2 separate regions of the Mus musculus genome follow, and region 1 is linked to region 2. Evidence: chromatin loops called from intact Hi-C (ENCODE). Cell type or tissue: left cerebral cortex. All regions are shown on one strand. Each heading gives the region's core, and the rest is flanking DNA. Links, peaks and the distances in the headings are about the cores only.

The links. A loop is a pair of places that touch in the nucleus more often than their neighbours do. Peaks named below come from ENCODE experiments on the same cell type or tissue, not always from the same donor. Only the 100,000 strongest peaks of a DNase experiment are listed, where the experiment ranks them.
Region 1: it touches region 2 in a loop (7-fold over the local background); 3 of 42 quality-filtered maps call a loop at or near these places.

The regions. Positions count from the first base shown.
Region 1 is chr13:99,756,342-99,771,774 of GRCm38, forward strand. No RefSeq gene overlaps it. Among named protein-coding and RNA genes, the nearest start is that of Gm24471, 72 kb to the left of the region's middle. In left cerebral cortex, for the core only: no CTCF peak of the experiment used is centred there; DNase peaks (open chromatin) are centred at 3,118, 5,694, 7,659 and 8,632; H3K27ac peaks cover 496 bases.
Region 2 is chr13:99,358,433-99,373,865 of GRCm38, forward strand. Mrps27 (mitochondrial ribosomal protein S27) reads left to right here. Exons shown (of 11, transcript NM_173757.3): 3 at 4,533-4,603; 4 at 6,793-6,851. Among named protein-coding and RNA genes, the nearest start is that of Mrps27, 21 kb to the left of the region's middle. In left cerebral cortex, for the core only: no CTCF peak of the experiment used is centred there; DNase peaks (open chromatin) are centred at 4,494, 5,700, 8,229, 8,726 and 4 more places; H3K27ac peaks cover 979 bases.

The DNA.
Region 1 (15,433 bases), core at 2,345-10,344, 400 kb after region 2:
ATGGACCTTTTTTTTTTTCTGCCAAAACTGACTTGAGAACCAGGAAAATAAGCCCTCCAACTTTTTTGCTCAAGATTGTATTTTATTTATTCATGACCAATTATAATTCCATATAAATTTTATACCCAGCTTGTCTGTTCCTACTAGACAGCTGCCGGGGGGTTTTGCACGAGAGTATATTGAATTTACAGATCCGTTTACAGATAATTGGCATCTTCACTAAACTGAGTTATTTAGTCCATAAAAAATCCCTCCCTTAGGTTTTAATTAATTTCTCTCAACAATATTTGTAGTTTTCAGTGTCTAAGTCTTAGATATCTTTTATTAGATCTTTGCTGGCTGTTTGATTTTTACCTTGATGTTACAGTAAATGAAATGAAAACTTCTTAAAATTAACTTTCTAATTGTATAGTCCAGAAGTAGAGACTGTATTGATTTTTGCACATTGCTCCTATAGCTTGTCACTTAATAATGTCAATAGTTTATGTGCAGAAGGTTTTGTGGTTATGCCTTGGAGTTCCTTAGTTCTTATGAACACCAATGAAGTCAGTTTCACAACTAGCAGGGTTCACTATTTTCTGTATGCTTATTCTATTTGTCAGTGAGAAAGACAGTAAAAATTTCCCAGTGTGAATTTATCTAGATTCATCATCATCATCATCATCACCATCATCACCATCATCACCATCATCACCATCATCACCATCATCAACATCATCACCATCATCACCATCATCATCATCTAGCTTCTTGTGGAGCTGGAATCAAGCCCAAGGCTTTGTGCATGCCAGGCAAGCCCTTCACCACTGAGCTACATACACACCCCCTCTACTACTGTTTTTGTTAATTTTTACTGGCATTCTAGCCAATAAAGTGTGCAGGAGGGAACTTTAAGGTATAACAATACAGAGGGAGAGACAAAACTATTTGCTAATTATATGCTGATGATATATTTACCTAGAAACCCCAAGGAAATTGATGTTTTTAAAGGCTGCTAAAAAAAAAAAAACCCAAGCTGCCAAATTTATTATCAATACTATTGGAGGACAGAAAACTAATGGGTAGGAGTCAGGAGTTACAAGTTTTTCTTTACATCAGCAAGAACTACAATTAAAAAGATAACTTTCTTAGGAGTAAACTTAACAGTAAAGATACAAGATATATACCTTGAAAAGAAATCTTTAAAGTATTCCAGAATGCAACAGAACATGCTTAGAAATGAGTAAAGTGACAGCCATGGCTCCTCACCACCTCTGCCACCCAGCTCCCTCCCTCCCTCCCTCCCTCCCTCCCTCCCTCCCTCCCTCCCTCCCTCCCTCCCTCCCTCCTTTCACCTACAACGATGATCTTATTTCCCCGTTCTGAGTGAGATTCAAGCAGTCAGGACTTCCAGTGGAAGGAGGACATCAACTCCCACACAAAACCTTTGCCCCAAACTTTGTGTGCAGGAATAAAGACAGAGAGAAACTGCCAAACAATGACCGCCCTATTTGAGACCCACCCCATGGGAGAGGGCCAACCCCTGACACTATTAATGATACTCTGCTGAGATCGCAGGCAGGAGCCTAACATAACTGTCTCTTGAGAGGCTTCATCCAGCAGCTGATGGAAACAGATGCAGAGACCCACAGCCAAAGACTGAACCGCCAACCGAAGACCATGCAAGGGCTGGACCTAGGCCCCCTACACATTTGTAGCAGATGCTTGGTCTTCATGTGGGACCCCTAACAATTGGAATGGGGGCTTTCTCTGACAGTGTTGCCTGCCACTGGATCCCCTGACCCTAACTGGACTGTCTGGTTGGGCCTCAGTCGGAGAGGATGCACTTAGTCCTTCTGTGACTTGATGTCCCAGGGCCAGGTGGTACCCAAGGGGGAGGCTTCTCAGCTTTCCTTTCTCTGAGGAGAATGGGAGGGAGCAATGAGGGGGGAGAGATTTGTGGGAGAGTGAGAGGAGAGGAGGGAGAGGGGACTGTGACTAAAATGTAAAGTGAGTAAATAAATTTATGAAAAAATACACACATTAAATAAATAGTAGCATACGGATGTTAAAACAAACAAACATGGAAAAGGACGCCAGACCTTTTGACAAGACTTGTCAATGTCCTTTTCCTCTCTTGTGTCAAGCTGTGTTCATCTTGGAGCTGAGGAAATGGCTTAGTTGGTTGGTGAAGTGACCTGCAAGTTTGAAAATGTGAGTCTGGGTTCCCCAGTACCCATGAAAAAGCATGGCATGGTACTGTGTACCTACAATCAGCACTGCAGGGCCAGACCAGAAGGTGTCTGGAGCTCACTGGCCAACATGTGGAGCCAGTCACGGAGCTCTAGGCTCAATGAGAGACCTTGTCTCAAAAAATAAAGTGGGAAGCAACCAAAGAAGACACATGAAGTTAAAGGAATTCCAAAGGTCACACTGACGACTAAGCAAACAAGATTCTTCAAAGGTAAATCAAGTCACACCACGCTGGCTCAGGAATAATGCAGGAGTAACAAGGGAGCGAGAGAAAGAAAGCAGCAGTGTCCTAGTGAAGACAACAGACTTGAGTAATGGTGGCCAACTGGTAGCTATCTCAGAAATGTTCATCTTAAACTCTAATATCATCCCACACCTCTTGGTAATTTCCAAATGGATGAAATCTTTAATAAAAACCAATCAATCAAAGGTAATAGATGAATAGGCTGAAATATTTCATAATTTCACAGAACATGAAGTTCGAAAATAAAACTGATAAATCCACCTCTATAACGAAAGGAAATTTTAAAGCCTCCACTTAAAAAAATTAAGTCCTCATATAATTAAAATAAACCACAAAGGACAAACTAGAAGATATAACTCATTGCAGACAGTAATGATAACCTTGTTAGTATGTAAAAAGCCCCGGAGAAGGTAAGAAAAAGACCCATAACTCACTCGCAAAGCAGAGAAATGTTATAAAGACAATGCAAAGAATAAATAAATCGCTCTTAATATGTTTAAAGTGCTCTTTTGCACGCAGAATGAGATGCATGCAAATTAAACTACTCTAAAAGCCATTTTTTTCACCATAAAATTGGCAACCTTCCCAAATCTGATATCCTGTTGCCAGGGCTGTGGGAGACGGACGCTCTCGTACCTTGCTGGCGGGAGTATAAATGTGCATGGCCCATATGGACAGTAATTTAGCAATAGCTACCAAAGCTGCAGATGGATGTGCTCTGGGATGCAGTAATTCCACTTTGGGGAATTCTCTCTACAGACATATTTGCATATCCACAGAACAGTGAGCATACCATTTATTAATTGCAACAGTGCAATCAAGATGGGAGGGAACCTGGATACTCGCTGAAAGGAGCTAGTTTAACTCAGTGCAGCATTTTGTAATAACACCTTTTTTTTAAGTTACTAAAGATGTATTTGTGTGTGTGTGTGTGTGTGTGTGTGTGTGTGTGTGTGTGTGTGGTGTTTACAGCCAGTTGTGAGCTGCCTTACATGGGATGTGGCAACAAACCTCTGTTCCCTGCAACAGCCACCGATGCTCTTGACTGCAGAGCCATTTCCTCATCACCCGAAGACAGTGATTCTTTCTATGTTACTCAGGAATATCTGATTATTACCAAAATATCATAAGTGAATAAAGTCAGGAACAAGATGATGTATAGCTTTGTAATGTTTATATTACCACGAGGGTAAGCAATTTTGTATCTTGCTTACATTTACTTTGTGTTTATTTTCAGAAATCTCTGGGAAGGCAAATAAAAGACTGAAAGTGGTAGTTAGCTAGCTAACCTGAGAACTGGGAACATGAATGCCCCCTTTTTTCACTATAAGCTTTTCATATATACATATATATTTGTGAATGTAAAACAATTTGAGTTTTAGAAAAATTTAAAGCAAAATATCATATGAATCCTTGTGTGGCTTAAATGCACTGCTTTTCTATGTCATTACTAGGTCTACCACTTAGAATGGTTTTGAACATAGCTGCTAAAAGAGTTACAGCTTATTATCCCATAAACAAAGCATCCCCAAATCAAATTGTTCTGGATTGGAATAGCCTCTGCAGTTTCAGACATCACAAAGAGGCAGACAAAGCACTGGAGATGGACAGAAGCTCCTCAACAGACATTCTCCTCCATCCACGGGGTCAGTAGCACCTGACGTGTCTGTACCTGAGCCGCAGTAGGGACTGGCTTGTGATTGCAGTAGGTCAGAAACTCTACCTAAGGAGTAATATGGAGCAGAGTGCAGTCGTCAGGAAGTGTTACATCCAATCACAGATGAGGAAGTGGGATACAGAGAAGTTCAATGACTTGCCAGAGGTCACAGTTAGTAAGACCTGAAGCTGAGGTTCACAAAGTCAGCGATCCCAGGAAGCGCCTAGGGTTTTACAATCCAACTTCAATGTTGGCAGGAGGTTGAGTCCTTCAGCAAGGAAGAAGGAGGTGTCCTGGTTGTTTTTATGCCCAATTTGGCACAACCAGAAATCACCTGGATGGATAGTGTCAGTTGAAGGATTGCCCAGATCAGAATGGCCCGTGACCACACCTGTGGGGTACTGTTGTAACTGTTGATTGGTAGAGAAATGGTATGCTACTCAATACTCTGAGCAGTGCCAGAGTCCCAGGTGGCCCTGGGTTGTATAATAAAACTGACTGACAAGAGTCAGAGGGAGTGGGCCACTAAGCAACGATTCTTCATTTCCTGCTAGAGTTTGGTGATGAACTATGACCTGGAATGTAAGCCAAATAATGTCCCCCCACCCATCCCCCCAAGTTGCTTTAGGTGGCATTGTTCACCATGGAAACAGGAAAGCTAAGATCAGTAAGATTGGCTATTGGATGTGTAACCAGAAGTGCCTCCCTTAGAACTAAATGGTCCAAGCTGCAGCTATCAACTAGCAAAGAGCAAGCTATCACTGATGGACACTGGCTGTTTGTACACACTTCTCCATGTCCTTGCTAGACCTGTGTCTCAGTTGTCAAGTATAAGAAAAAAACTGATCAATACCTGAGACCTTTCTGCAGGCAAAGGCAGGAGAAACTCAACCTAGAGAAAACTAAACTGGTAATGACCATACCTATCAGGGACATTGTCATGAGGGCCAAGAAATGGACATGGTTCCTTCCATGGACAACACTACAACAGGCATCTAGAGATCTTGAAGACCTCAGGCTGCTCACGGGGCTGCCACATACCATGGTTCTCCTGTAGGCTATGGCTTTCTGCCCAGAAGAACTGGTCCTAGAGTTACAGGTCTTAGCATTTCACGCTCTGGCAATCAGGGAGTCTCTGGTGTGTGGGAAAACCATCCAAGCCTGAACTGCCCAGACAAATCCCACAGCCAGCGTGCACTGCTGCTGATAAGATTATGCTGAGCATTTCCTATTTCAGTCTCCCATCCTCTCTGTGCCTCACTCGATACTTGAAAACCTTCACTTGCTAAAGCTGTCTGAAGCATTCAAGAAAGAGAGAGAGAGAGCAAGAGAGAGAGTGCTTAAATAAAAGCTTCTACCCTCTAGGACTTGACTTCGTAACAGCCATCTCTTTCTTCCTGTGCTAAAAAGACTGGGCTCTCCCCGCAGCATCAATCCAGGAGTTTCTTCATACATTTGTCTGTTCATTGAGTCAGAGGTGCAGTGAGTCAGTTTTCACACCTCTCAGGCACGTTGCCCAGGGAGAGGGGTGGATATATTCTTAGCTGGAGCGCTCTTTGCTCAGGCTTATGTAAATCCCACGGAGGTAGGTGTCTCTAGACTGTGAAAAAGAGGAGACCAGGGTGAGAAGAGTTGGCAAGCGAAGGGGGCCCCTGAATAGTGAGCCAGTCTCCCTGTGGACCAGGCTCACTGCCTGAACATCTGAATAGAGCCACGGAGAATGTCTGCCTCCACTCGGAGTGGAGGAGGCGCAGGGATGTGGAATTCCTAGCCAGATTTCTTACCTTGGAGCTCCAGAACAGTTGGTTTGTGAGCTCCACATTTTCTTCTGACCCTGAAGCAAGGATTGTGGTCAAGTCAAGGAATGATAATGAAATCTGATTATGATGACACCCAAGCACTGAAAGAATAAGGTGGGGCTGGTGAGATGGCTCAGTGGGTAAGAGCACCCGACTGCTCTTCCGAAGGTCCAGAGTTCAAATCCCAGCAACCACATGGTGGCTCACAACCATCCGTAACGAGATCTGACTCCCTCTTCTGGTGTGTCTGAAGACAGCTACAATGTACTTACATATAATAATAAATAAATATTTAAAAAAAAAAAAAAAGAATAAGGTGGAGTGTTTCTTGCTGGCCACCACTTATAAATTTCTATAGAAAGACCATCATCATTGTCAACACACAATGCCAAGAAAAACAGTTATTTATTTCTTCAGTGCAAACAGGCCAACCGTTTTCACATTCTGAAAAGCCCCCTTCAGACTTCACATTTATCTCTGGGGCCCATCAACATTGGCCAACTCACGTCACTTCTCCATGTCCCTGTGGCCATCTTGAGTGAAAAGGTAGATCTAGAAGTTCTGGGCTTCAGAAGAAGACATTGATTCTCTGAGGGTCAAAGCTCTCCCTGGCCCACCCTTGCCTATGGCTTCAGAATCCTTTCTTCTCTAGCTGGCCCTGTCCATCAATGAGTGGAAATGTAAGGCTTCCTCAGAAAAGGTTGCAGCAATGTGCCACCTCTGGGCTTTAAGGCAGTTGGTGAATTATTTATAATGTCTTGAATGACAAAATAAATTCCCCCTCCCAGACGTCTAACCTGAATCCATAGATTCAGCATGTGCATCTGCTACAGTAATAAGAGGGCCTTTTAAGGTGGAATGCAGCTATCAATCCGTGCCTTAAAATGGAAAATTACCCTAGATTCTCTAATTATGAACATTTTTCAAAGCAGAGAACTTCCTCTAGTTAGAGGCCTGAGAGATTCGGCAGGAATGTAAAGTCAGAGGTTGGAAGCACGAGAGGGCGTTCATTGTTGTTGCGGGAGGGGCTACATGGAAAGCTTGACCTGGAAAGGGGAGACTTTAAGACCAAAGTCTTAGCAAGCCGAGAGTCTGCAGCCATCAAGAAACTGAAAAGGTCAGCTCAGGAACTTGGGGAAGGTCATGAAACACTTGCCCCTCTGAGGCTAATGATCATTTCTCAGAAAACAGGGCAGAACCAACCAGCTGGATGGAACACATTCCAGGACTCTGTGTTGTTCACCTTCAGACAATGGAAGTCCTTGTCACCTCATTCCCTAAAGACCAATCAGTTTAAAGGGTGCACTGTTTGGCCAATCATATTGTGCCTAGTTGCTGATGCTCTATTCTGCCCCTGGAAACCATATGAAAACTCACCGAAAGGGTGTTGGGGGGTGTCACCTCTCCTTCAGGTCTGGGATGACCCCAGTGCACTGGAACAATAAATTCCTCTTGCTTTTTGCATCGATTCCAGCTCCACGTGTTTCACTCCAAGGGGTCCCCGGTAAGCTAAGGCTCCCCAGAGTCTTACAAAACTAGGAACCCAAGTCACAAAGAAATAAACTCAGCCAAGAGCCTGGATTCTCTAAGAAACAGAGCAGCTCCAGAGCTCCCAGAAAGAAAATACTGCCTGCCCACATCAGAGAGACACCACAGAGGATCCGTCTATGATGCTGTGACCAGACTTCTGACTTACAGAACGGAGAGGAAATTACTTGGAGCTGGTTTAAATCACTAAATTTGTGGAGCAGCAAGAGAAAATGGATGCACAGATGTCCCTGACAACCGCATTCCATTAGCACGAGAAGCTCATCGTTCAGGGACATCTCTTGCATCTGGTCTCAGAATGGCAGAGTCTGGCCTGCAGAGGTGCACTGTTTCTGGTCCCTGGGCTCTGTTTCTCTTCCAGCAATCAGTATATTTGAAAAATAGAACAAAGCAAAGCCTGTAGGGAAAGAGGAAGAAAGGGAAAATAGGCAGGAAAGGCAGGGGAGGGACAGGTATGATGAAAGCGTTTCCGGTGTTGCATCGGCATCTGACCTTGACAAAACCCTCTTCAGAATGAAGAAGTCAGGCCTCTGCCTGGCCATATGGAAGAATAGGGGCCAGGAATGCCCTGGGATTATTTTAATCCATGCCCTGGGACCATTTTTAATCCAGCAATCGAAATATCTGTAGAGAACATCCTGTGAGCTGCCCCTTGGCTGTGAAATGCTAATGAGCCAAGCTGGCTGCCAAGCACTGTGCGAGGCCCAGGTGGTGCAGGAGAGGGCAGGCTCCAGGGGCTCCAGTGTCTCTCTCAATTCCACAGAGGAGAGGAGGCCCGAGCTTTAGATGCTTCCCCTCTCCTCTTACCCCCCCCCACTTCCTTCTCACTTCTCTTTCACATCCCAAAGTGCATCCTGAAAGCAACCCCTCCCTCTCTATCTCCCTTCAACCTTGTGACATAAGATTACACCATTAACTTTTATTCTGTATAAACAGAAAAAAGAATGAAGCCAGGATTTAAGGGTTCACCCAAAAGTCATTGTCCCCCAGTTCTGAAGTCCTCTTGGGTGTACACAGAGACATTTGCCTACCCCTCCCACCCAGCCTCCAACACCTTCTAGCAAGCTCCTGTTTCCAGCCCTGGCTCCAAGGCAGCAGACACTAGGAGAGCAGAGGCGACCACAGATGATCCACCCATCATGAAGAAACACTTTTTGTGGTTAACAGAGCCTTGGGCAACTACCAACCCCACCCTCGCAAGAGCCTATGGCTTCTCCCATCTTGTAAAATCATGATAATGAATAAATTCATTCTCCAGATGACACAAGTACCCAGCAGGGACCTGCACTTTCACTTTAAAAATGGAAGACTTGGGAATGGTAGATCCTGTCTGGGCTTCGGTGGGCGGCTTGTCCATGGACCTCACAGAGGAAACAGTAACGCAGTAGGGATTTGAGAGCTAAAGGAAGTTTGTTTTCCTAGTGGCTCCCCTGTCCATTTCATCCATCCACTTTGTAACCGGTACCGTGTCCGTAGATTGTTCACCCTGCTTTACTCTCTAAACTCTATCTCGGCACCAACTCTATCATCTGGAGAGTGCTATGTAAAGTATAGCCCTGGTTAAAGGGCCTCCCTCCTCACAATCAGCTAAAGGAGGAGAAAGCCACCCACTACCAAGTCTTCAGCAGTAGGCTAGAAGCAGAGGTATGAGCAACAGAAGGAATCAGAAAACTTTAACCTGGGCTCTGCCGTCCAGTCCCATCTGCAAAAAGCATACCCCTTAGCTTCAATTCGTCTTTCAGGATCCACTGAGTCCCATTTCTGCCCCACAGAGACACTGCCATCAGCCGTGCTGATCTCCAGGCTGGGCCTTCTGATGAAATTTTACTCCTGAGGCTGGAAAGAGGAGCCTCACCTAGCACAGGGTAAACCCTTTCCTTAATGAAATCACTTTTCATCGAGGATGCCATCTGCTGAAAATTACTATTGTGCAGAACACAGTCTGTGGCGCTGTTAATCCTGATTTCCCCCTTTCTTCCAAACCTCATTACATGCATGTGTAAGATTCTTCAAGAAGAAAATTTAACAATTGAGTTCCTGCCGCACCAAACACAATAGTATACTATTTACCACCACTGTGCCCAAAGCATAAGCAGCAGACATGAGGAATTCATCTGACCCTCATATCAAACCTCTGAGAAAGAGTCTCTTCTTGTCATCATCTTACACACAAGGACACGGAGGTAAGTGGTTACCCAGAGCCTTAGTTTTTATGTAACAAATCTCTGCTTCAAACCCTGAGCACAGGGGTTGGCTGAAATCTGAACCACTGTGCTCTCAAGACTCCCCGTAACACAGGCTGGATCAGTGCCACCACCGAGTGGATTTTAACACTTACTTAGTGTTCCCTGGGCTGTGAGAGTGCAGACAACAGGCTCCTTACCCTGGCTCTGTGCTCTTGTGCTCTGTGCTCTTGGGTGTTTACCAGCACAGAGGTCGGTCGACAGAGCAGGATAGGGAGAGGAGAGGTAGCCTGGTTCCAACACATTCCCTCATCACATTAAATGTAGACAAGGGAAATTTGACCTTTAAGATTTGTGACATGGTGCCAAAGACTGCATGTTTGGTTTGTGTTTTTTAAGTACTTTAAATCTTTAAAAAAAGAAAAAGAAAAGAAAGAAAGATTTGTCTTTCAAAATCCTTTTAGAAAATCAAAGGAAGATGAGGGTGCTATGAAATATTTTGTATCTAATTGAGAAGCTTCTCTCTCTCTGGTGGCCATAATGCAGTGACCATGATTCAGGGACAGTGCTATTGTCCATACCTGTATCATCAGCATTTGTTCCTCACCTGATCCTTAAGCCACAGGTTGGTTTTAGGTCTACTCTCTGGGCCTCAATCTTTCTGCATTCCTGAAAAGTTTCTAGAATGTTTTTTACATGGATGATTGCAGAAGACCAGGGAGACATGTCCAACAATGAAACATATGCAAAGATCCTCTTGTCATGACTCCTCCTTTGATCAAAGCATCTGGATTCCAGCTTCGGTGTGACAGAGAATACACTGACCCTGCCCAGTTGGGAGGGACACAGAGTTCCACGCATTAAGTGTGGATGTGCACCTCTATATATAGACTGCAGTAGTCGAGACTGGGAATGACCTAACCAGCTCACTAACTTTACAGCTCCGTATTAGACTTTTCTCCCCAAGTCCTCTTCGGCTACCACACCTCAAAGCTAATTAAAGATTAGAAAATACTAAAAGGAAATCATCAATAAACAGAGCACTGGGTGAAGCAGGAGTTCGGACACATCTCAGAGGCTCAAAGTACTGACTGTGACTTAGCAAAAGCAGAGCTGGTGGGCTTTGGCAAAGGAGCAATAGAGTTGTGGCCCAGAAAGAGAAGAGGGAGGGGTGGAGTGAAGAAAGTAGGAACTTGTACATTAGACTGCAATTAAAAATGGAGGATAAGGGCTACACATGAAAAGGGACAGCCAGAAATAGCTTATGAAAAAGGATGCAGCACCAGTAACCCTAGATCAGCATGACACCAGTTACGAGAAAAACCAAACAGATCTCGGGAGTCCGCTATTCTTTGTCTACAAGTAACCAGGGAAAATGGAATAAAAGAAGATGCATGAACCAAGAGGTGGCTCTTCAGACAAGATATTACAATCTGTGATGTCAACCAAAACTCTTATTATGAAAATAGTAAGATTCCTGTAAATATTTTATACATATGAGCTGGAATAATGACTACTTATTATCCTGCCACTGAGGAATAAACATGATTATCATTTTAATACATAGCCTTTAGACCATGTATATATTATCCATATATGTATGGATAATAATAACAAAATGGATAATATAACCACTTTAATATATATCCTTTCTATATGTATTTCTTAATTCAAAATCCTCCTGTATATACCTTCAGCAGACAGCTGGTTATTCACTTAACAGAGCTAACATTTGAATGTTTATTAGTGCTTAGTATTTCAAAAGTCAGTAAATACCTTCCATCTTCATTATGGCCCAAATTCAACTTAGCAATTCAGTATTAGATATTTGTGACTTTTCAGCATCTCACTGTCATGTAAAAGGGTGCCATGAACATCCTAGGCTGTAAGTCTTCGCATGCTTTTTCTTATCCTTCTTCAGGATCATTTCACAGGAGAATCTGGGAGTCAGTTGCTAAAAAGACACCAGAGAAGTTGAAGGGTTTGGCACCCTGGCGTATGTTTTATATGCTATTCTAAAAGACTTGTGACGACCCATGTCAAACTCCGGTTCTAAACAAGCATCTAGCACCACCCTTCCCAGAAGATGGAATCAAAAAGCAAAGCTGCCCCTCTGCATCAGCTAAGACTTAAGAAAAAGGATGAAGGATGATTGTAACTCGGTATCTGTCAGCCAAGTCCCTGAGGGTAATAGTTTCCCTAGCACCCTGTGTTCAGTAGGTCCTTTACAGCTAAAGTCATTCATAGGAAAGTTTATTAACTACCATCATATGTCATAGGTTATAGGGGAAAATGTCATAAAAAGCAAAACAGAAATAAGCTCTACAGAGTGAAAGCTGTTCTCCCAATCGCCATCCCTCCTTCCAGCATCACTCATTACTTATTTATGATGTAATACATCCATAAATTATCTGTGCATTAAACGTATAGGAAAGTTTACCCACTTAAGTGAATACTCCTTTTACATCTGAGGAAATGGAGGAACAGGATCTGGGTCTACCTTATATCTCAGAATGTCCTAAACAATAGACATAGTGTACAAAAAAAGAACCTGGTGTCAAACAGTGAAGGAAACTGATCCCTGAGACCTAAGAAATAAAGTTGGAGACCAGGAATCATCTAAGTTGAAGAACTCAAGCTGTGAGTCCAATTAGGCCCAACTGCCCAGAGTTATCAAGTCGTACAGTCCCATATATGACAGAGTTAAAGAAGGAGAGGGTGAGAGAAATGGAGAGAGTTTCTCTGGAGTTTTGAACTGCATTTTGACAGGGCCTGTGTACAACAAAACACTTAAAGCAGGAGAGTTTCTAGAAGGAGAATCCACACAAGACTAGGAACAGTTCCTGCTTCCAACAATCAGACTTGGGATAATGTCATAGTTCATACAATATAGAATGCTTGCAATGGATTTGTTTCAACTGTTGAGCAAAATTAACTCCCACTAAACGTTGTCCAAGTCCCATTTAAAAAAAATACTCTCAGTCATAAAACTTGAGGAACCAAGGTGTTTCCAAATAAGCACAGCTCAGAACAAAATGAAAAACAGTGCATTCAAAGGAAGTCATTGAGCTACAGACGGCACAGAATATATACAGAATAAAGAGTTAGTGGACAGTGTCCGGAAAGGGGCTAAAAATATCCAGAGGCAGTTTTTAAACAATCAATGAACCTACTTTAAGCAACTCACTATAAACCTGAAGAGAGGGAGTAATAAACAGGAGCTAAAAAAAGAAAAATGATAACAAAAATCTTTCAAAATCGATGAAAACTATGAATCCACTCATGAAGTTCAATGAATCCAAGCACAAGAAACTTTACAAAAGACACATGCAAGTAAATCAAACCAGTGGAAAGAATAAAAATCTTAAGAAGATCTAGAGGGAAAAAAGGCAGAAGAGAAGTAAGGACAGCCATGTTTCAGTCAAGAGGTGAACCCAAGAAGGCAAAAACAGAATAGTAAAAGAAAAAAAAAAATCAACTTACTGTTTTATACCCAACAAAACACTCTTCCAATGAAGGTGAATAAGACTAGTTGTAAAGCAATCCAGAAATTTCTTAGATTCCTTGGATTCTTCTTAGAATCATACCAAAGAGAACACTTAACCCAAAATTTGGACATAGATGTTCTTAGCAGCATTACCACTAAGGCTACCCCAAATTTCCACACTGAGTAACAAGCAAAACCCAACATATTTATACCATGAAATCCCTTCAGTCCCAGAAAAAGATGAAGTGCTAATGTACATGTCAATGTGGTGAATCTCGGAAACCTTTCAGAGAACAAGAGAGGGGTAGTAATGGGAAAAAGAGTTTCTTTGGAGATGGTGAAAATGTTTTAGAAGAAATTGCGGTGGTGACTAAACATGGTGAATATCCTAAAAGTGCAGAACTGTATGTTTTTAAAGGCAAGGAGGAGGAGCAAAAGGAAGAGAGAACAAAAGTGAATTACAGAGCAGATGAAAGTTTCATCAAAGTCGTAAAACAGGAAAAGCAACAAAGCTCCAGATATAACAAAGCTGTAAAAAGGGCCAGCAGTAGATCACCATAGTAACTGATAAAGGGAGTTCTTGAGAAAAAAAAAAAGTGTAACTCTCCAACTATGGAATGGAATGGACATCACCAGAAATGTAACAATGTAGCTAATTGAAAGCTTTTTGCTTATTACCTTGGCCATTTCAAAAGATGATTTGCTATATTTTTTATCCTTACTTATTGAAAAGAGTGAAAGAGAGAAAGATAAAGACAGATGGAGGAGAGGTTTTCTTGCTCTGGGGATTTTCTATAAATAGAAATGCACAAGACAATCTCTTTTTTTCAATATGATCCTTTATAAGTGGTTTCTTTAGCTTATCTGTTTCTCAGATTCATGTTATACTGTGGCCTCAGACTCTGTTTTCTCTGTAACAGAATAGTATTTCATAGTGTGGGTGTGTGCAGCACAGCACAGGCGTGAGGATCAGAGGACAACTTGCAGGAGCTGATTCTCTCCTTCTGCTATGTGGATCTCACAGATCAAACTCAGGTTGTAGAACCTGGTGACAAGTGCCTCTACCCTGGGCCACCTCACAGCCCATGATCTTCTATTTGACAACAAAATAGTAGGCAAATGTGTGGGGTTTACAAAAGTATCCCTATTATACAATGGAGTCCGGAGGGAGAGAAACTGTGTGCTGAGGTAAGGTCAGTACATGTAATGAAGTGTCACACTGTCTCTGGAAGGTAGTGCTAAGGTGAGGGACCATAAAAACTATAATAACTAAATTAATTACATATGTATATTCACATGCACACAGACAGGGTGGTGGGATTTTAAATACTAAGTCAACGAAACAAGTAGAAGAGAATAAACAAAAACTGCATGGAAGTGAGGGAGGAAAAAGAAGAGAAGAAACCTATAGAAGATAAAGTAAATAAAAGTAAAGAAGACCTGAGTGGTGGTGCACACTTAGTAGCATCCTGAGGCAGAAGCAGGAGCATCGAAGGCGTAAGGCTAACTTGGACTACATGGTGAGACTCTGTCTCAAAAGGGAGAGAGGGATGGACAGAAAGAGGGGGGAAGGGAAGGATGGAGGGAGGAAGGAAGGGAGAGAGAGAAAAAGAAGGTGAAGTAGGAAGGGCAAAGGGGGGAGTTAAAAGAGAAGAAAAAATTTTAATTTCAAATAAGCAAGAAAACAACAAACAAATGAAAGCTTTAAAGTCAACTGTATAAATAGCTCTTATTAAATATAAATGATGCAAATACATTAATTAAAAGGTTGAGATTGGCCGGGTGTGGTGGCACACGCCTTTAATCCCAGCTCTCAGGAGACAGAGGCAGGCGGATTTCTGAGTTCGAGGCCAGCCTGGTCTACAGAGTGAGTTCCAGGACAGCCAGAGCTATATAGAGAAACCCTGTCTCGAAAAACCAAAAACCAAAAAACAAACAAACAAACAAACAAAAAACCCAAAAGGTTGGGATTGGCTAGTTGGAGAAGGAAGGAAGCAAGCAGGAAGGGGTCAAAAGGAAGGAAAGGGAAAAAGGGAGTAGACACAGAAATCTACTGTAAACGAAAACAAATTGTAAGAGGATGCTGTTAATACAACTATGCTCAAAAAGAACAAGAAAACCAGAGCTTCCAGTGAGAAGGACAGGCTGACTCCATGACAGGCTTCAAACTGGCAGTTCAGGAGACTAGGCCTAAATCTCTGTTTCCAAGAACTGAGCAAGTCCAGGCAAGTCCAGACCCTGCCACCTGGCCTGAGACAAGGACAATGGGTCAGCCACAGTTTC
Region 2 (15,433 bases), core at 3,465-11,464:
GTGGCCCCGGCAGTTAGGCTTACCTGTTTCAAAGCTCAATTTTATTTTTCTGGTAAAAAGAGTTGTTAAAGCAATACAGTTCATCTTATTCCAGAAATAGAATTTCTTAGTATCACCCTGGGCTTAGACACCACATTCACATCCCGCCTCCTTCTCTGCATGGAGTTCTTACACAGCTCATATTGTTCTTGACCGGCTGCACCATCAGCTGCTGGATCTGTTGCTAACAGAGTCGAATGCCCTGGCTTACTACAGATCTATAGAACATGATCCTTACCCTGGATGGCAGGCCTAGATATTCAGTCTTAAACCCCTGGGAGTTCACTCTGTTGTGGTAAAATCCTCAGTAAATCCTCTTTTGTCCTTAGATCCTCAGTGCTGTTGCTGTTGTCAAATAAGACGTTTTAATACTATCCTGTGTTTCATCTTCTAAGCATATTTCCACATTGTGTAGTTGAAAATTCTGCTAAATGAGTTTGTATTTCAGATCCATTTTCCCGCACTCTTTGCTCTGCAGCCATCAGCTTCAGTGAGCGTTCCTGGGGAGCCGAGAACCCAGCGAAGCAACCTCCTTGGCACAGCCCATTGAACAGAACTTGGGCATCTGTTGGCTCCTCAGTAAAGCATGGAGTGTGACTTTGGCTGTGGAGGCCACCATCCAGGAGCCTGTGGTGCTGGCCCTCCATATGCTGCAGCTGTCCTGCTTTCCCGGCCCTCCCGCCCTTCCCTGCTTTCTGCCTCATTCATCACAGCAGCTCTGGGACGCACGGTGATTGGCCTTGGCCACGCAGAGCGCTTGCAGCGAACCCGAGCAGTGTGTAAATACTACCCCTCAGATGGAGGCCCTGGCCAATTCCACTTCACTAAAGACGTGCGCCTTGGTGTGAAGTCTTCAGATGGAATCCGGTTACCATGCTTGAAGGTGGTCGGCGAGCTGCCTCGGTCCTGTGAGGGTGACACGCTGTGCATACGCGTGAAAAGGACAAGGGAGAGGACCTTGCAGGCCATTTTAATTAGGCCAGTAGCTCCTGATCCTGGCTTTTTAAAAATATAGTATGAATTTTGAATAAAGGGAGGTAATTCTTCATATTGATCATTAACATAAAAGTAGTCAGAATTATAGACTTGGTGGCACGAGTGTCTAATTATGAGCAGGTGCACTTGACAGTATTATTGATCCCTGATAGGAAGGGGTTTTAAGAATCTGTTTGTAGGTTTTACAGATGCTGCAATCACCTGTTTCAATACTTTTAAAATAGTCATTAAAAAGGCTTTTTATATCAGGTTAGGTTTTAGGAATTTTACCAAGTTGTTTTTCCCCAGTTGCTATAAGTCATAGGGACCATTTCCCTGAGGCAAGAAGGGAAATAGTTAAAAGCACAGTAAGAAGTGACCAGTGAGCAGAGTGTGTCACAGTGCCTCCAGCTTTGCTATTCGTGTCACCGAGAGAGCCTGAGAAGTGAGCCCGTGCATTCCTTATCCTCTCTTCCGTTGACTCCTGCCTTTAGGTAGTCCTGGATGCTTTTCACAGAACTGTCCTATGAACTGAGTGTAGGTTGGTGAATTCACTTCTTCCCTGACGCTTTTACTGTAAGGGCACGAGGGACCATCTTATATGGGTATTTGTAGTTAGTAGAAAATATCTTGGTTCAGAAAGAGAATAACAGGACCTGAACTATCTTTAAAAGCCTCCCCAACCTGCTTACTTGACAGAACATCAGTTGTAAGGGCAAGGTGATGACTGTGTGTTTGCATGGATGCTGCTGGCTGCATGTGCACACCTGTGTGTGTGTGTGTGTGTGTGTGTGTGTGTGTGTGTGTGTGTGAGGTGATGACTGTGTGTTTGCATGGATGCTGCTAGCTGCATGTGCACACCTGTGCATGTGTGTGTGAGGTGATGACTGTGTGTTTGTGTGGATGCTGCTAGCTGCATGTGCACACCTGTGCATGTGTGTGTGAGGTGATGACTGTGTGTTTGCATGGATGCTGCTAGCTGCATGTGCACACCTGTGCATGTATGTGTGAGGTGATGACTGTGTGTTTGCATGGATGCTGCTAGCTGCATGTGCACACCTGTGCATGTATGTGTGAGGTGATGACTGTGTGTTTGCATGGATGCTGCTGGCTGCATGAGCACACCTGTGCATGTGTGTGTGTATGTGAGGTGATGACTGTGTGTTTGCATGGATGCTGTTGGCTGCATGTGTACATCTGTGCATGTGTGTGTGTATGTGAGGTAATGACTGTGTTTTCATGGATGCTGCTGGCTGCATGTGCACACCTGTGTGTGTGTGTGTGTGTGAGGTGATGACTGTGTTTGCATGGATGCTGCTGGCTGCATGTGTACACCTGTGCATGTGTGTGTGTATGTGAGGTGATGACTGTGTTTGCATGGATGCTGCTGGCTGCATGTGCACACCTGTGTGTGTGTGTATGTGTGTGTGTGAGGTGACGACTGTGTTTGCATGGATGCTGCTGGCTGCATGTGTACACCTGTGCATGTGTGTGTGTATGTGAGGTGATGACATATATGTTTGTGTGGATGCTGCTGGCTGCATGTGCACACCTGTACGTGTATGTGTGTGTGTGTGTGAGGTGATGACATGTATGTTTGTGTGCATGATGCTGGCTTGTGCATACCTGTGTGTGTGTAGGTGTAGGTGAGAGGATTGTTTTTTGAGACAAGGTTGCTCACTGGTCTGGTGCTCAGCACAGTAGCTGGCTGCCTGGTCAGATAGCCCCAGTGGCCTGCTCAGTAGTGGGATCATAAGCTCATGCCACCGTAGCTGGCTTTTTAAATTCGTGCTGATGATCAAACTTCATGCTTGCTTGGCAAACATTTTACCAACTGAGTTATCCCTTAGGCCCTTTAATGGTCATTAAAGCGTGGTCAGGAAGTAAGAGATTAGAAGCCTAGCAGTGCAGTTGATGAAATAAGTGTAGGTGTTGATGACCAGTTACTTAGTATGAAAAACGGTGGGATCAAGGCTAACTCCTGCTTTTCCAGCCAGCCAGCCATCTCTCTTTACTGAGATAGGGAACACATATTTAGAGTGGACAGTTGAAGAATTTAGAGGACATGCAATTGAAAGGCCTGTTGAACACACAAATGGAGATATTCCTATACAACTGGAAAGGCTGCTCTGGAAATAAAAAGCCAGAATTGGGGTAGATATCCACACACAGAGCCAACTGTGAGATTAAAGCTGTAGGAGAGACTGCCATCACGTAGCACCTGAACCCAGACATGAAGCCATAGCATACTCTACCACTGAGAGTTGGACATTCCAACATCAAAAGAAAGAAAAGACAATCCTCACGGAGCCTGAGAAATGGTGGGGTGGGGGTGAGCGATAAATATTTCCTTAAGGATCTCTCTAGATAGAGATCAAATGAGGACAGAGTTAGCACTGGCCTGGTAGATTTGATACAAGGATAATAATGTTCTCTTGATTATCTTTCTACCGAAATGGAATAGGACCATGAGCTGAGAGTGCAGGAAGCTAGAAAGTACTGTAAACATGAGAAACAGTGACAGGATGTGACATAAACCATTTGGAGGGCTGGCAAGATGGCTCATCAGGTAAGAGAACTGACTGCTCTTCCAAAGGTCCTGAGTTCAAATCCCAGCAACCATATGTGGCTCACAACCACCCACAGTGAGATCTGATGCCCCCTTCTGGTGTGTCTGAGACAACTACAGTGTACTTATTTATAATAGTAAATAAATCTCTGGGCCAGAGAGCAGAGTTGACTGGAGCTAGCAGAGGTCCTAAATCCAATACCCAGTAACCACATGAAGTACAGCTACAGTGTACTCACATGCATAAAATAAACAAACAAACACAAAAACCATTTGGAGTGGATCAAGGTGATTTTAGGGTCTGAGCTGAGTGTGATGTCACCCATTCCCAGTTTCCTAAGGATGACTGGTCTGTTGAGAGGAACCAATACTTGGGCGGTGGAGGCTCATCAGGGAGGAGAGGCAGGGGCTTTTCTGCTTTGTGAGCAAATACATGAAAGTATATAACCATTCTAGATGACCATTCTAAAGCCGTTGGAGTGGCTACTATATGTGACTGTCGTACACTGCTACGGAGTAAGAGCTCGTGATGGCTCCCTGGCCTGTCTCTCACCTACAGACTGACAAACCTCATGCTTTGTGTTTCCTTGAAGAGGCACCTTATCAATCCATTTTTAAGAGTTAAATTTGTACTCTTTTTTTTTGGTTTTTCGAGACAGGGTTTCTCTCTATAGCCCTGGCTGTCCTGGAACTCACTCTGTAGACCAGGCTGGCCTCGGACTCAGAAATCCGCCTGCCTCTGCCTCCCAAGTGCTTGTATTCTCTAGTTCATCAAATTATTTAAAACTGACTCAATAGTTGTCCTCAATTTTTAAAAAGAGCAAGAGTGAGCACCTGTTTAGACGCTGACTTTGTGACGTTCTCGGCCATCTGGTAGGAGTCAGAGCTGTTAGATTTTCCTGGAGAAATGTGTATATTTAACAGGGTTCTTTGTCTTCTGTCTTCACAGCTGATCTTGCATCCTTAATGGACAAAGCGTATGAAAGAAAATTGCCTGTTAGTTCTTTATCAATATCACGGGTAAGAACATTTCCAACCTACTTTCAAAGAAGGAAGCAATCAAGACTGTAGGCTGGGCTGGGCTGTAGAAACAGTAGTCACATGGGAATAACTTTCCACAGTGTAGTATGTTTTTATAATTACCAGTAGATATTTTGTGCTGTGGTGGCTGAAATGTAAGGAAATAAATATACCAGACTCAAGTTAGTAATCACTGATTTATTTATTTTCCTCGGATCATATTATTCTGTGTTTTTAAAGTTAATATATCCTTCAGTGTCATAGCAGTGAACATATTTTCAGTAGCGGGTAACATCCGCGGAAGACTGGATACTAGCGGTGAACTTGACTGCCGCTGGGTAATGGCTAGGAGAACTGTGAGGCCAGCAACTGGGAGTAGTGATTGTAGGAACCACCACAGGGCACCTCCATAGCAGCCATTCTTGTAGTTTCTCGCCATGCATCCATCATGTGTGTTCATTTCCACAGCAGCCATGAGAGAGATGTGTGTGGTATTTGTAAGGCACAAACGATGAGGTAACTTTGCAGATGCACACAGCATGTAGGCAGAAAGGCTGGAACATCAAAGTCCACCTGAAATCACCATCAAGACAAGAGCAGGTTCCCATACTGGGCAGCAGTGTTCTCCGGTTTCCCCATCCCCAACTTGAGAGTGGTTGTATCTTCCTCAGAGGTGATGAGATCTTGGAAACACCTTTTGTAGAAGTGAGCAGGGTCCTTCAGTCAAGAGCTACTAAATCTAGATGAGGGGAAGGGAAGAGTCTTTCCCTCCATCCCTGATCCCTTCTCTGTGCCCTGTGTCCTCTTAGAGAAACTGTTCAGTTGTCACTCCTTAGACTTGGGGACTAAGATCCCCCACAGTGGAGAAGATTGAGAGGCCATTGTTTTCAGGGTGATTCCCCCTCTGGGGGCTGAAATACCCGATTTTCATTTAAACAACACTTGGAACTTTAAAGAGCTTTTGTGTGCATGTTCCAACCTGAACCTCGTCAGGACGGAAGCCTGTAGCTGTTGATCCAGATGGAGCAGCTGAGTCCCAGAGGGCCCGTGCCATCTGTTTGTGCCAGAGCATGCTATCAGGAGAGCTGCTTTTCAGGCTCAGGGCTGGTGTTTGCACCTCATGTTATCTGCCCTTTAATGGATTTCTAAATCAAACCCAGGGGGCCTGCTTATTTTTAGAAAGTCTCCCTTTTCTTTCCCTTCTCTCTCTGTTCATGAGGCTTTAGTTACACTCACAGCACACCTAGTCTCCTATTCTGTCTTCCGACTTGAGATCTCCCACCTCTGAGCAGAATCCACCCTGGGGAGTATTTCCTGCTCATTTAGATCGTAGGTAAAGAACAGACTCTTAGAGTTTCCACAGGTTGTTTTTCAAGTGCTGGTGATTGAATCTGGAGCCTCCCGAGTGCTGGTCAAGTACTCTCTACCAATGAGCTGCGTCCACAGCACCAATCAATGCTCAGTAGATTTTATAGCTTGAAGAAGCCTCAGTCCTAAAACGGTTGCTTCATATCAACACTAAAATCAGAGTCAAAACAGCTAAAACGGAATCCCTCCACTTAGATTTTAGTGTTCTGAACACTGTTGTTGCAGAGTTAAGAATCTCCACCATTTCGGAGCTGGAGAAGTGGCTTGATGGAAAAGAGCCCTGGCTGCTCTTGCTGGGGGCCTGGGTTCAATTCCCAGCATCCACATGGTGGCTCACGCCTGCCCATGACTCCAGTTCCAGGGCTTCTGACACCCTCACACATGCAGGAACAGAAAACACTAATGAACAGAAGATAAAAATGAGTTCTATTTATTTTAAAAATGAATCTCCGCCATTTCTACTTTGTGTTCCATGTGTTTGGAGTATAGGGTGGAGAGGAAAGACAATAAAGGCGACAGTGTCTGTAAACAGTTCCATGAGACACTCTTGTCTGTATGAGCAAGGTTTGGGTTTGGCTTTTAATGGTGCTTTCTTGCTGCTTGTTTTGTTTTGGACCAAATATAGAAGTACAGAGAAGAGAAGCTACAGTGTGCCTTTTGTTTGTTTTTACCAATGTGAAGCGTTTTCAGAAAGGAGTACTACCACAGGAGCCTCGTTCCAATAAAAAGAGTGCGTGCATACCTTTTAAAGATAAGCACGTGATCTAGATCAAACATGTGGCGTAATTTGTATTCAACCAAGAATTGTTTTTCTCCTCTAGTTTGTGGACAACATTGCATCCCGAGAAGATCTAGATTCTGCAGAGTACTATCTTTACAAGTAAGCTTTTCCGTCACTCTGGCTTCACACTCACTTTCAGCACCCGGGGTTTGGTTTTTTCTTCTTCTTTTGTGGTACTGAGAAGTTTGTGTATATGCACACATACAAATGCGTGTGTGTGTGTGTTTGTGTGTGTTTGTGTGTGTGTGTGTGAGATGAACTCAGTTGCATGCAGTCCAGAACAGAAACAAAGATTCATGTCTTTGCTGTCGTCTTTTTCCATGTAGACCATGCCTGAGACTCTTAACTCCAAGCAGCTCTGATTCCTCTTTTTCATTATAAGAGTTAGCTTTTTTGAAACATTTTTGTGACTTTGTAGATACTTCTGTGTGTTAAGAGTCTAGGTAAGCCATGCAAGGATAGTGATAATGATATACTTATTGTCTAAATGACCCTGCTTCCCAGCCTAAGAGGAATATACAAAACATGTTAAGGCCTCAGGAAAGGCTTATAAGAATGAAGAGTTAGAGCGTTACTCTTTTTTTTTTTCTTTTGGTTTTTCGAGACAGGGTTTCTCTGTATAGCCCTGGCTGTCCTGGAACTCACTCTGTAGACCAGGCTGGCCTCAAACTCTGAAATCTGCCTGACCCTGCCTCCCGAGTGCTGAGATTAGAGGCGTGCACCTTGGAGTTTCTCTGGAGTATCTGAAGTCGGGGGTTAAGCTGGGCCATCAGAGACCTGGTCTTTGAGAAACTTCCACTAGTTAGGCCTTCTGTTGTTATTGTGGCTCACATCCTTACAGAGTGACTTTTGACCTCAGAGTGACCTTAAAAACACAGGCCTACCATTAAGGAATATCAAGCAACGTCTTCATCATAGAGAGCCTTCAACTCCTGGCTGTCCTGCCTGCAGCATTTCTTACTCCCTGAGCAATTCCACCTCTAGCCTTTTGGGGATCAAATGACCCTTTCACGGGGGCCACCTAAGACCATTTTTAAACACAGATATTTACATTACGATTCATAACAGCAGAATTGCAGTTATGAAGTAGCAGTGAAAATAATTCTATAGTTGGAGGTCACCACAGCATGAGGAACGGTATTAGGAAGGTGACCACTGACTCAGAGTAATTCTGATTGCTACCATGGCATAGGCTTCCCTCCTTCCCTGTCACAGCCTGTAGCCACCACCGTAGTTTAACTGTCCAGGAGAAGGCTGATGGACTTGGTGCTGTGGGTCTGGGCATGGGTAGCTCTCAAGCTCCTGCAGTTCCTAGGACTTGTGGCACATAGCACCTTCTCATCTCTTCCCAGGAGTACACATGAAGTCTCTAGACATCACAGACAGGAAAGTGTGGGCATGCAGTATCTCAGGGTGCCAGGGATCTCTATAGGAAGGCTGCTTTGGAGACAGCTGAAGGGACATATGTGTGGGGGCTATGCACTACTCTCTGGGAGCCGCCCACACTGGGATCCACTCTTTGTGATACAAAATGAAACATGAAGGAAAAGAATGATCTAGTTACCACAGTAAACTGCGGGTGTTTAAGGCAGTCAGTCCGTTGACAAAAATCTGGAAACTGTGATTCTCTACATCTGAAGGGAGAATTCAAAAAGTAAGGATAAAGGTGACTCAGTCAGAGGGAAGGTTAAAACTGAGCCCAGGAGTCCGTCAGCAAGCACTTGGAAAGCCGGCTGACTCAGAGCACCAGCTGTGGGGTTGTAACTGAAGCTTCAGCTGAAGTAAGGCATTCAAAAGAGAAACTGACCCAGGAAGAGGGACCTGAGACAGACCTGATGCATGGGTGTGGTTTGGCTTGCTCTTCAAGGGTGTAATATGTTCTCTCTGGGAGTGGTCTGCAGCCCCTCTGAGAAGCCTGGGGCCTGACTGGAGGAAGATGAGGACCAGAGAGAGGGAGAGGTCCAACTGGGCTTCCACAGGCCCTTTGCCTCTGCCAGAGAGCTCATGCCTCCATCTGCTTTTTATGTTGGAGTCTGCAAAGAATATTTATAGAGATCTGCAAGTTGGGAAAGCATAAAAAATGACATTTTAGCATCTCAGTAATGCCTAGCATTTTCTTCTGTTGTGAGTATAAATGACAGATGCCTGTACTATTTGCATCATTTGTCGTTCACACCAATTAAAATCCTTGATTCTTTTCATTTGTAGCAGCTCCCTTACAACTGCGTTCACAGCGGCCAGTAGTTAGACTGCTTCTGCTCTGGGTCTGCTGCACTGAGGACGCAGCGCGGACTGCCTTATCCGGAACTTCTTAGTATCTTGATACTTGTCTTTCGGTGTAATTGGTTTCACTTGGGAAAAACCAGTCTGGAGAGGGGATCCACAGGCCCCCTCCAGGAGCTCAGGATGACAAAAGCTCCAGGGCCCCTATGAGGCAGGCCTGTGAGCAGTAGGCTCTTTTGCCTGGTCTTCCTGCTTCCTTCCCAGCCCCCCTGAAGCAGTCTGTCTCTGAGTTCCGTAATGCAAACGCGCTCTTTCCTTATGCCAGCTTGCCCTGGGAAGGAGGCCAAGTGTGTGGCCGATAGGTACTCTGTCCTCCAAATGAGAGGTTAGGTACTGGGAGTCCCCTGGAGCTGAGGTGTAAGAAGATTCTTCAGGCCCCACGCCACTCTCTGGAGAATAGGGCGGGGGCGGGGTGGGGTGGGTGGGGACATTTCTGCTTTATTTTGGCACCATCAGTGCCCAGTGTGTGGTGAGGTGAGGCAGCAGCTGCAGCCGCATCAGCAGGTGAAGATACAGGGATAGTCAGCCAACAGCAGCTGACACAAAGGCGGTCAGCGGTCAGTATAGAGGGAGGACATTTATTGTTCTGTCTTAAGAACTTTCGTACCTTCTGCTCATTTTCAAAATAACTAAAAGCTACAAACCTTTTCTTTTTCTTCTGGGCAGAGGATTTGTGTTGCCGACTTACTGTTTTGCTGCCTTTTGAGAGGGAAAAGGCTTCCCGCTTTTACTGTCTGTCACCTACAGGGTTCGTAAGCGTGAGCTTTGTGGCTCTGTTTGACTGACAGTCTAAGACTGAGATTGCCTAAGCGGTGAGCAAGGTGTGAGAGGGCAAGGTGCTGCCTGTCCTGAGCAGGTCTCCCAGAGCAAGCCTATCGTGAAGGACCAGGCTGGGGTATAACTGCTCTTAAGGGAACTGTGGGAGAAGGATTCAAGAGTGTGATACAGAGTGCAGAGTGATGGGGAAGTTAGGATTACAGATAAAAGGAAGTGCCTGGAGCGTTGGGAGTCTGTGGACTACTCCACTGTTTATTCTGAGAACTGTAGTGTTCTTTATCTCCTTTGGAACACTGATGAGCGCCCATAAAGTTTCATACAGTGAACATGCCTTTTCCATTTTGGAGACCACCTTTCCTGGGCCTGCTAATCGGGTTCTGAGCTGGACACATACCCCCTCCATGCTTACCGTCCACACTTAGAGAAGTGAACATGGAGGCCGAATGTGTCTCCATTTTTAGGAGACAAAACTACAGATGTACATGCCATAGGAAAAAACACGCCATCGACAAAAGCCACTATCTGTATTGTGACAGTGAGCTTTTGATGTTCCCATGTTAGCATTTGATGGCTACGCTAACAGCATGCAGCTCTAGCCGTGACACTTCTGCCCTCCTTTTTGGTGACCTCTTTAGTGAGGATATTTGCAAAAGCTCACTTAGGCTTCTGCATCGTTTGGGGGACTGTGGTGGTGAAATGAAACTTGTTCCCGTTACTTAGAAGCATCAGTGATCATAAGTGGTTATTTAATCTGCAGCATTAACAGTCATTCCTGAAGGGTGACAGGAATCTCCAATTATACAACAGATTCTCTACTGAGAGCTTACAGTTCTAAAGTGGCCTGTGGTTTCTGGAGAGCAGCATGGAGAATGTTGAATCTGCTGTCACTATAGAAAAGGCTGCAGAGCTCCAGGAGAGGATCCTTGTCTCAGAATTGGACCTCTGTGTGGTCACGGAGAGCAACGTGCCACCCAGTAATGAGAGGGAGGCTGCTGTATCGCGGCCTCAGGCGTCCTTCATCGTTGCTTAGATAACAGGAGTCCCTGGGTGGAGACGGATGACAGGTCGGGAGCAGCTGGGAAGGGACAGATGGCAGCCTGTGTGTCTCCAGGTCCTAGCTTGGCAGCCCACCGAAGGACCAAAATCGCTTCATTTTTCAGTGTTCATAAATACTGTGGCGGATCCTTGGAAGGTGGAGTTGTACAGATGTTTGTGCCAGCGGGGAGAGGGAAAGTCAGGGCTCCTTAGGAGTGAGCTGCATGCAGGCTTGCACAGGAATAGCTTTTTGAGGTCTTAGAGATTTTGTTCAACAACTATCTTAAATTTTTCTGTTAACATATTGCTTGGAGCCGGGTAGTTCGAGGCTAGCCTGGTCTACAGAGTGAGTTCCAGGACAGCCAGGGCTATACAGACAAACCCTGTCACCCTGTCTCAAAACAAAAAACAAACAAAAAAACCCAAACCAACCCATATTGTTTGGTCTCTATGAAACTCCAACTTTTTTTTTTTTTTTTTATGTCTAAAGGTCAAAGGGCAGCAAACAGTTCCTAGAGTGTTTTCAGGAACAGTTCCCTTAACTACTTTCAGGGACAGCGCTCTAACCCGGCTGCTGCTGTGGCTGTCTTTATTTACCCATCCTCACCGAAAGCCTGGGAAGACTCTTAACTATAGTCAGCGCTCTGTACTAGACAAGAGCAAATGGGCCAACTTGGTTCATGCCTCACCAGATGCTCATGAGGGCTTGGTGAGAAGAGCGAGAGCATTGGCCTCTACTACTCCTGAGTCTACTCTTCTCCCCCCTGATCTTTTAGCCTGGAGCTGTAACAGGAATACAGCTCATATACTCGCCTAGCTGTGGCTTACCATTCCCGGAGTGGTCTGCGTGATTGCCACCATCTCTATTACAATGGGGAGATGACTTGGCACCCATGAGGGCTCTGCTCTAGCAGCCATAGCAGTCCAGCTACTAAGAACACCTGTGTGTCCATCTTTGTATAGTGTCCTTTCTTTCTCTGGGGTAAATTTGTAGTAGAGTTGCTGGAACATATAGAAGATACATGTTTAAGATTTTTAAAAAGATGTATTTTATGTATATAAGTACACTGTAGCTGTCGCCAGACACACCAGAAGAGGGCATCCGATCCCATTACAGATGGTTGTGAGCCACCATGTGGTTGCTGGGAATTGAACTCAGGACTTCTGGAAGAACACAGTGCTCTTAACCGCTGAGCCATCTCTCCAGCTCTGATATATTTAACTTTTAAAGAACTTGATAGTTGTTACAAAGTACTCAGCCCATTTTATAATCCCAGCGGACTCTCATTCCTCTGCACTTCATCTGACACATTAAGCTAAATTGATGTGTTTTGATTTTGGTTTAAACTTGCAATTGCCTTATGATTGTCCTTTGACAAATGTTCAGATTTTCTGCCGTCTTGGTGGTTGGTTTCTTTTTACTGAATTTGAAAACTCTTTTTCTGAGTATTATATTTTCATTCACTTACTTTATTTTTCAAAAGTGAGGTTTTACCTTTGATGGAAATCCAGTTCTTCCTGGATTTGTTGTTGTTGGTTTTGGTGTCTTCTAAGACATCTCTACCAACTGAACACCATAGATAATTTTCTCTGATATTTTACTTGAGAATTTTATAATTTTAGGTTCTAGAGTTATGTTTATAAATAGTTAAGGGCTTTTTGTTTGTTTGTTTGCTTGCTTGCTTTGTTTTTTAAAGTTTTGTTTGTTTTTACACAGGATAGAAGATAAGGCTCAAAGTCTTATTTTTTTCCCCTCCCTCCCTCCCTCCCTCCCTCCCTCCCTCCCTCCCTCCCTCCCTCCCTCCTTCCTTCCTTCCTTTTTTTCATTAAAACACCTAATTTTATCCAGGCCATTTACTGTAAGCACAACACTCTTTTCACATTGCCCTGAACCTCTTGGTAATAATTTTCATATGACTTTTTGTTCTATTGATCTCCGTTTTGCTTTATTTGGTATACAAATATCTTGTCTTGCTGGCTATAGTTTTTAATGTAGTCTTTTCCTTAGATAATATGGATATTCTAATCTGGCTCTGCTTTATCAAAGTTCTTTTAAAAAGTCTAAATAGGTCTTCCCATGCTATGTTTGCCTCATGTGTGCACACATTTACATCTCCATGTGGTTTAAGATGTAGTTTGTGAATGAGTGCTTTGCCTACGAGTATGTATGTGCACCGCGTGCGTGCCTGGTACCCACAGAGGCCACAAAAGTGTATCGGATCCCCTTTTGTTAGTATTAAAGGGAACTGTTCTAAAACAGTCTGGAGTTATTGATGGGTATGAGCTGCCATGTTTGATGCTGTGATCCAAGCCTTCATTTCTGCAAGAGTGGCCAGTGCTCTTAACTGCTGAGTCATCTCTCCAGCCCACACATGCATTCTTTCTTTTTGTTTGTTTGGTTTGTTTGTTGAGAGGGTCTTTAATATATAGCCTTGACTGGCCTGGAGCACTGTCTAGTCCAGGCTGGCACCAAACTTACAGAGATCTGCCTGCGTGTGCCTCCCTAGTGCTGTAATTAAAAGGGTGTGCTACCATGCCTGGTATGCACTCTTAATGTGGAGGAACTAGGAGCAAACAAATCAACAAAATGTATTAAATGTCTAGTATTTATTTGGATAAAAAGAAAAGGGGGTAAATATAGGGACATGGAGATACAGATTAATTGTGTCAATTAGCTGTTCTTTTTCTGTTGAAACAACTGCTCTGACAAGGTTTAAAATGAGAATACATGAGGACAATTACCAACTACTGTGTCCATAAGATGAATCCGATCTGTTTATAAGGGAAGTTCTAAAGCCAATAGGAGATAGAAGAACAGTTTCTTAATTCACTGAAACTGGTGTATTCAAAGGAAAGACATGGTATAATCACTACAAATCAAAAAGACTGCAGATCCGTAAGGATGAATATGTATGTGAAGCTGTTCAGAGTCCAGGCAAACCCACATGTAATAGGTAAGTTCCCTGTGTTTATAACAAGGGTTATGGTGGGGGCTGGAGAGATGGCTCAGCGGGTAAGACCACTGACTGCTCTACCAGAGGTCACATCCCAGCAACCACATCCCAGCTCACAACCATCTGTAATGGGATCTGATGCCCTCTTCCGGTATGTCTGAAGACAGCTACAGTGTATTTATATAATAAATAAATAAGTCTTTTTTCAAAAAACGAACAAGGTTTATGTTTTAAAATATGTTTGAGGTAAAAGGAAAGAGGGATTAATGCTGTTATCCACAAATATGCATAAAAAAAGGTAGGACCTGAGTGGTAAAGTTGAGGTTAGAACTGACTTTGTGGGGCCTGCCATCAGAGAGAGAGGCACCTGTGGAGACCACTGAGGGCTAAGGTTGCTAGACAGAGGGAGAAAGGATTGCAGAAATGGTAAAAAGAATGAGTGCTTGACGTATATTTATATATGCTGTGGGGTAAGTCACAGAATTATTAGGTGACAAGTTATGGTTTGTGTGGCATGTGTGCATGTTCTGTGATACATGTGTGTATATATGTACAGGAGTATGTACATAGGATGCCTTTGAGTGGTAAGAACTGTCATACAAAAGCTGTTAACAGTGCTTTCTTTCAGGAAATACTCCTGGGTAATTTTTCATTGAATTCTGTCTTGGACCTTTTGAATTTTATGTTGTGAGTGTGTATTTCTTAGTCAAGAAGAACTTTTTTAATGACCCACAGGTAATTATCATCAGTAGACTCTTGAGAAATGTGTATTATAACAAGGTATTCATTCCATGAAGATTAGTAACAATTTTTTTTTTTTACTTAAATGGTTAAAAGTAGGAAGGAAATTAATTTTCCCTGCTTGCAGTGATAAAGATCTGACCTGTGGTAATCAGCGGTAGAAATGGAGAGAGAAATGGATTATACACAGGAGGGGAAAATAAATCAACAGAGTTAATGAAGAGTTGAAAGCAAAGAGGGTTGGAGATGAAGCCCTGGCTAATGGGAAAAGGACCGGAACATGGCTGAAGTGCTGCCTTGGAAGCAGTTGTGGGGCGGGGGAGGCTGGACATTCACTTTGTTATGGACACCTCCGTGTTTCTAGGTTGCTGTCCTCTGCCTTCTGACCATACTTAGTCCTTAGAGGAGAGCTGGCTACAGAGCTTTGGAGGGAGCACACTTGCCAAAGCATTGCCATTGGCTCTGCCTGGCATTCTGGCAGCAGCTGGGCACCTGCAGTCTAGGTGGCCTCTGAGGCTTCTCTACTTTAGAATCTGAATTGAAATTGAAGCCACCTCTGTAATGTCTGGGGTGAGCAAGTCAGCTTCTAGAAGCCATGGGTGGAAACCTGACTTGAACCCAGGGCTTAGGGAGCAGGCCAGCATATCTGCCTGTGCGTGGCCGTCAGAGGCCGTCTCGGTGGTAACCAGAACAGAGTTGGGATGAGACCTTAAACTGTGACGGACAGTCAGCCCTAAAGAAAGGCCAACATGTAGAGATCAGCAGCCGTATGACCGCCTTTGTATTGTGGAGGGTGGGTGCTTTCAAGCCTTGATAGCAGAATGGGAGAGGCAGTTTAAGCTCCAGTTTGATGTGTGACTTGGAGCCTGTTAAGCTGACTGTAGATACTGG